Regions from separate parts of the Homo sapiens genome. Here region 2 is linked to region 1. The links are chromatin contacts, found by Hi-C or POLR2A ChIA-PET in ENCODE. All regions are on one chromosome and are shown on one strand. The core of a region is the stretch at or near the end of the contact, and the rest is flanking DNA. Distances in the headings are between cores, read along the strand shown.

What was found. Hi-C counts contacts between places; a loop is a spot of excess contacts on that map. ChIA-PET counts read pairs that join two places held with the same protein, here RNA polymerase II (POLR2A). Pooled maps may share reads with other maps.
Region 2: a loop to region 1 is called in a map of B cell, with 5 times the contacts of the local background. The contact joins two enhancer-like sites. A Hi-C loop is called at or near these places in 2 of 168 maps with a recorded cell type or tissue (B cell and naive thymus-derived CD4-positive, alpha-beta T cell), 1 of 37 single-sample maps with no recorded cell type and 1 of 50 pooled maps. POLR2A ChIA-PET finds 5 or more read pairs at or near these places in 5 of 52 experiments (BJ, CD4-positive, alpha-beta T cell, HEK293 and 2 more).

Annotation. Positions count from the first base shown.
Region 1 is chr4:101,083,224-101,086,200 of GRCh38, forward strand. It overlaps PPP3CA (protein phosphatase 3 catalytic subunit alpha), which reads right to left. Exons shown (of 14, transcript NM_000944.5): 7 at 1-40. Among named protein-coding and RNA genes, the nearest start is that of MIR8066, 160 kb to the right of the region's middle. Within about 2 kb of position 1,493, at least 3 of the 41 ENCODE cell types and tissues checked have a DNase peak (open chromatin) inside an H3K27ac peak, as active enhancers do; they include B cell and OCI-LY7, where a contact is called at or near this core.
Region 2 is chr4:101,125,890-101,128,589 of GRCh38, forward strand. The region is part of intron 2 of PPP3CA (protein phosphatase 3 catalytic subunit alpha); the gene reads right to left. Among named protein-coding and RNA genes, the nearest start is that of MIR8066, 110 kb to the right of the region's middle. RefSeq lists a silencer at 1,384-1,433. Within about 2 kb of position 1,387, at least 3 of the 41 ENCODE cell types and tissues checked have a DNase peak (open chromatin) inside an H3K27ac peak, as active enhancers do; they include B cell and OCI-LY7, where a contact is called at or near this core.

The sequences.
Region 1 (2,977 bases), core at 243-2,742:
CAAGTTATTGTGCTGTAAGAATTCACATACAGCCGGGTAACTGCCAGAGACAAAAAGAAAAGGGAAGCATCTGTTAGGAAATCATCAGGAGTAGCACATTTATCTCTAACATCCAGATCTATGTGACTGGATCAAAGATAATCAAACATACATCATTCATGAAACAAGCCTCTTGACTCTAAGGCCAAGTTTATCCTTGTGGCAGAAAAAGCATCTACAGCTGTACTTTTTACATAATCAGAAAGGGGTTGAGGTGCATGAACTGGGGGAAAAAACATAAGCCATTATAAAACATTAGGAAAGTGTCCACTCTCAGAAAAATAAATTTTTAAAAGTCTACATTTAAAGACAAAGTGAACGGAGCATAACTATAACAAGATAATGAATTTAAAATATAAGTCTCAATTTTCTCAAATATTGCACCATTTGTGCATATGTGTGCATGTATGTGTATACAACAGAGATAACTGAGTTTGCAGGCAGAAGAGAATACATATGCTCTCTTCTGCCTCCTAATTATTTTTGTTTCTATAATCTCCCAGATTTAAGACTCCTCCCATACGGTGGGAAATCAAGTTATTGCTTTATCTAACATTATGGGTACAATAAGATGATTATATCATTCAAAACCTAAACAAAATTATGGATATTCACAAGGCTTTAGAATTTGTCCTTTAAATATGATCAGCAGAACTTTATCTTAAGACTTATCTATCTTGACTAAATAAAACATCCAATATACAATTATGTTTGTCTTTTAAGAGTCTCAAACTCAAATAACTTCATTATAAATGAAATTCAAATCATAAATTAAACCTGAAAAACCTTTTACAGTCATTATGTCTCTGCTCTAAGAACTTTTAATGAAACAAATGTGTATTATAAAAATAAATTTTTGACAATGCAAATCAAGGTACAGAAAACCAATATTCAAACTGCAAATATTCACTAGAACTTAAACTATATACCATTGAAAACATTCATCAATTATAAAAATAGCACTGCAGGGAAACATTCTAGTAATGTATGTTATTCAAATAATTTATTATAAAAGAAAAGATAGTTTCTGTGTTACACATTTTGTACAAATTCCCTGACCAACAGGAAAAAATTATCATTAAGATAACATACAGTTGGCCGGGCATCGTGGGTCACACCTGTAATCCCAGCACTTTGGGAGGCAGAGGCGGGCAGATCACCTGAGGTCAGGAGTTCGAGACCAGCCTTGCCAATGTGGTGAAACCCTGTCTCTTACTAAAAATACAAAAAACTAGCCAGGCTTAGGGGTGGGCGCCTGTAATCCCAACTACTCGGGAGGCTGAGGCAGGAGAATCGCTTGAACCCAGGAGGTGGAGGTTGCAGTGAGTCGAGAACGCACCATTGCACTCCAGCCTGGGCGACAAGAGTGAAACTCCATCTCAAAAAAAAAAAAAGAAAGATAACATACAGTTATAGAGATACTGACTATAAAAAAGATTCAGTTCTTTGGCAAAAAGGGATCTGAAACTGAAAACAGTCTCTGTTCATGTGCCCATGTGTAGTGTGTTTTGTAAGAGAAAGGGAGAAAAAGAGGAGATAATCATGGGGCCTCCACTTCCTAGTTGTCCCCAGTCAATTCAATAAATAAAACATCTAACTGATGAACATGAGTGTATCTTAGAAACTGGAGAGGATGGCCCAGTCTCTGCATGGAAACATGCCCATCTGGTACCCAGAATCAGGTGTTGACCAACATGTGTCTTCAAAGGCTTCTGTTCTGCTTAAAGAAAAGTGAATATACGACCTTTCCAGGTAAGTGTGTGTCAGAGAAAAAAAACAAAAACAAAAACAAAGAAAAAACCACTTTACTTTCAGAGATACTGGTTGGTCTTTCAAAAACAGCAGATTTGTTTGGTATATATTAGCTATAAAAGGCCCAGCTAAGGGGCACAGAATAGGTTCTCAATAAATGTTCCTTCCCTATCTTTTTTCTTTTTTTGAGGCCTTCACTTAAATTCCTTGTGCCTTCGCAATGCCTCTGTATAGAAGTATACTGTCTTGTTACCACTGTCAGACAGGTTGCCTGACTATGTCTGTCACTTTTTTGCCCTTGGTAAACGACTTAGTTGCCCTTTCTTATTTGCCCTTTTGGAACAACTTACACTATTCTTAAGAAAGAATAATTTTAAAATATTTTCGTCACACTAAGTTTGATACCCTTATGTGTTTAAGCTAAGTTTTTCCCCATGAAAATATATACCTGATTTTTATTGGAAATCTGAAAAAAATAAAATTAATCAAGTGCCAATTTGCTAGGTTAACAGCATTAAGTGAGGAGTATTTGCATTATTGACTTGGAGGGAATTCATTTTGAAGAAAAACTTCAGACATTTTCAAAACATATGCCATCATATACTCAGCTTTTCAAAGAAATACCAACATTTTCCTCATAGATCTAGACAATACTTGAATATCATCTAGATTCCCACTGTTGCTGAACTATTTACCTAGGATATACAGAAGTTTCTAATAGTATTAGAAAAGAGAAACAGAAACTCTGTTCCACTTTTATGCTTTTTAATGGAAATTATCACAAATCACAAAATGTTCAAGCTGAAAAGCACTGCGTATATACACACACACACACACACACACAGAGAGAGAGAGAGAGAAAGAGCGAGAGAGAGAGAACGGCAGGAAAAGCATATTGCTAACACCTAAACACCCCAAAGAGATGAAAAATCACTTATTCCCCAGTAATTTAGCAGAGGCCCAGTGATGATTGTTCCATTTGTTAGAAGACAGTATTAGCTACAGGGAGGGGCGGTATAAGTTCAAGGCAGGTTTCTGTCCTAAGGGTATTTATTATCTTAGGAACATAAAGCATTATAAAAAATATTTTTAAAAAATTACTATATTATAAAACACATTGAAGATAAAATAGAAGTTTTATAAAGATATTATAAAGCAAGCAAGAAAGCATCTGAAATTAATCAGA
Region 2 (2,700 bases), core at 137-2,636, 43 kb after region 1:
TCTGGCTATTAAGTCATCACCTCATCACTTTCTTCTCACTTTCAATGGAACTTGCTTTCTTTTCATGGATATCTTTTTTCATAGGAAATAAACACTCATACTACATGGTAGGGGGTAGGAAGAGAGATGTGCAGGTAAATTTATACACAATATTTTTAAAGGAAAAGCCAAAATGAAATTCATATGCTGAGAAATCTGCTAGAATAATGCATGAGTTAAATTAACACATGTAATGAACTACTGTGAAAGGTCAAATCTTACAATGTAAAAATTGTGAATGCCAAGAGACTACTCTTCTCCTACTGTAGTATCCTGTGATGTCTAAAATATGGTGAAAACATTTTAAGTACCATGACTCATGTCTCTGAATATGGCAGTAGTTTTCATACAAAGATCAAGTGTTAAAAAGGCATGGAAAACTGGAAATGAAACAACTATATAAAAACCCACTTAGGGGATGATCTAATCTTCGTTGATTCAAATTCCTGTAAGGATTAGAAAATTCTAAGTTAAGTACAATTTCCATATTTCTCTTTCCACAGTTGTCATTAATATGGTATTCACAAAATACTTTTTTACTAAGATACAAAAGATGAATTTCCTTAATATTTCAGAGATTATTGCTTCTCACTTACAGTCATAATCCTGTATTTAGGAAATCAAGACTGATTACTATGGAAATTCTGATCGTACAGATACAGAGATTATGATAATAGACCTCTTTTTATGATGCACCTTTTATTCATTGTATCTTTAAACACTTCAAAAACCTGACGAACTCATATTTATCCACCAGTAAAGCTCTCGAGATGAGACAATACCTATTGGCTACACAAAGCAAACTTAGTTAAGTATCAAAAACAGAAAATAAACACATTCTCATTCCCAGAAGATCTCAAAAACACCTTACATAAGTAAAATCTACCTGTGTTGGAAAATGGCCAGGCAACTACAATCTACAATGCTGTTTTTATGAAGGTTGTTAATAGTACATTAACACTTTGAAATTGCCAAGATGCCATTTATCCCATGTTTAAGGAAAGACATTTCCAAAAGTGAACAGGGTAAGTGCCAAGTGTAAGTCTACTGCTTACATCTTGAGAATCTGTTCAATACCCTGATTCCTCTAGGATTTAAGTCCAAATTCTGCCCCTTACACCCATCCCAGGGGACAGAAATCTTGTTTTCCCTTATCTGAGGTTTGATTTGGGTGTATCATTTATTCAGAGAAACCTCTAGGCCTATTCACTAGTTAAATGTCAAAATATCAGCTTTTGTTAGATCTTCCACCTCACCCCCAACTCCATTAGTGCCCTCTGCTTGCTTCTGGTACATCCAGTTCCTCTACTTTGAATGTCTCTGTTCTAGATATTATGGGTTAAACTGTGCTCTACCCCCCACCAAAAATATGTTGATGACCTAACCCCTGGTAGCCACAAATGTGACTATACTTAGAAATAGGATCTTTGCAGATGTAATCAGGTCACGCTTGATTGGGATGGGCCTTAATCCAATATAACTGGTGTCTTTATAATTAAAGAAACACTTGAACACAGGCAGAATCAGAGAGGCCATGTAAAGATGGAGGCAGAAAATGGAATCTTGCTGTCACAAGCCAAAAAAAGGCCTGGAGCTACCAGAAGCTGGAAGAGGCAAGGATCTACTTCTAGAGGTTTCAGAGGCAAGAAGGCCCCGCCTACATCCTGATTTCAGGCTTCTGGCCTCCAGAACTGTGAGACAATAAATTTCTGTTGTTTTAAGTGACTCGGTTGGTAGCACTTTGTTGAGGCCAGCCCTAAGAAACAAATACACCAAATGTATTACTCAATTATTTGAGTTCTATTGCTATACATATGCACAACAACAATAACAACAACAACATTTTGAGTCTTAAAATATGTCAAGCAATGTTTCTAAGCATTTTGGATGAAATAGTTCAATTAACCTTTCTGTAACCATAGGAGGTGAGTACAAGTATTTATCATCATTTCCCAGATGGAGAATTGAGAAAGATTAAGCAATTGTCCAAGCTGATAAGTAGCAGAGCTGGAATTCAAACCAAGGCAGTCTCACTCTGGGGACTGTGCTCTATACAGGATCCTTACTGATGTCAGCTACTACATCTCTGATGTACATATAGGACTTTCTGCCATCATAAGCCCCTGAGTCTTTATGGAAAGGCATCCCTCACATAGAGATATCTAGGCCACAGACTTGTCCAGTCTTCCCTATCCTAATAAGAGGCTATGTGCCCTGAGAGCTAACATAAAAATCCTTCTCAAAATTGCAGCTAGATAGGAGGAATGAGTTATAGTGTTCTATACCACTACAGGATGACTAGAATTAATATTTTATGTATTTTCAAATAGTGAAAAGGATATTGGGTGTTCCCAACACAAAGAAATGATAAATGTTTGTGATGATGGATATGCTAATTACCTTGGTCTGATCATCCATCATACATTATATGTATTGAAACATCACTATGTTGTACACCATGAATATGGACACAATTATCATTTGTCAATTAAAATTTTTTATTAAAATTAATTTTTGATTCCTGGGCAAGATGGCCGAATAGGAACAGCTCCTGTCTGCAGCTCCCAGCGACACCAATGCAAAAGGCTGGTGATTTCTGCATTTCCAACTGAGGTACCCGGTTCATTTCACTGGGACTGGTTACACAGTGGCTATAACCCA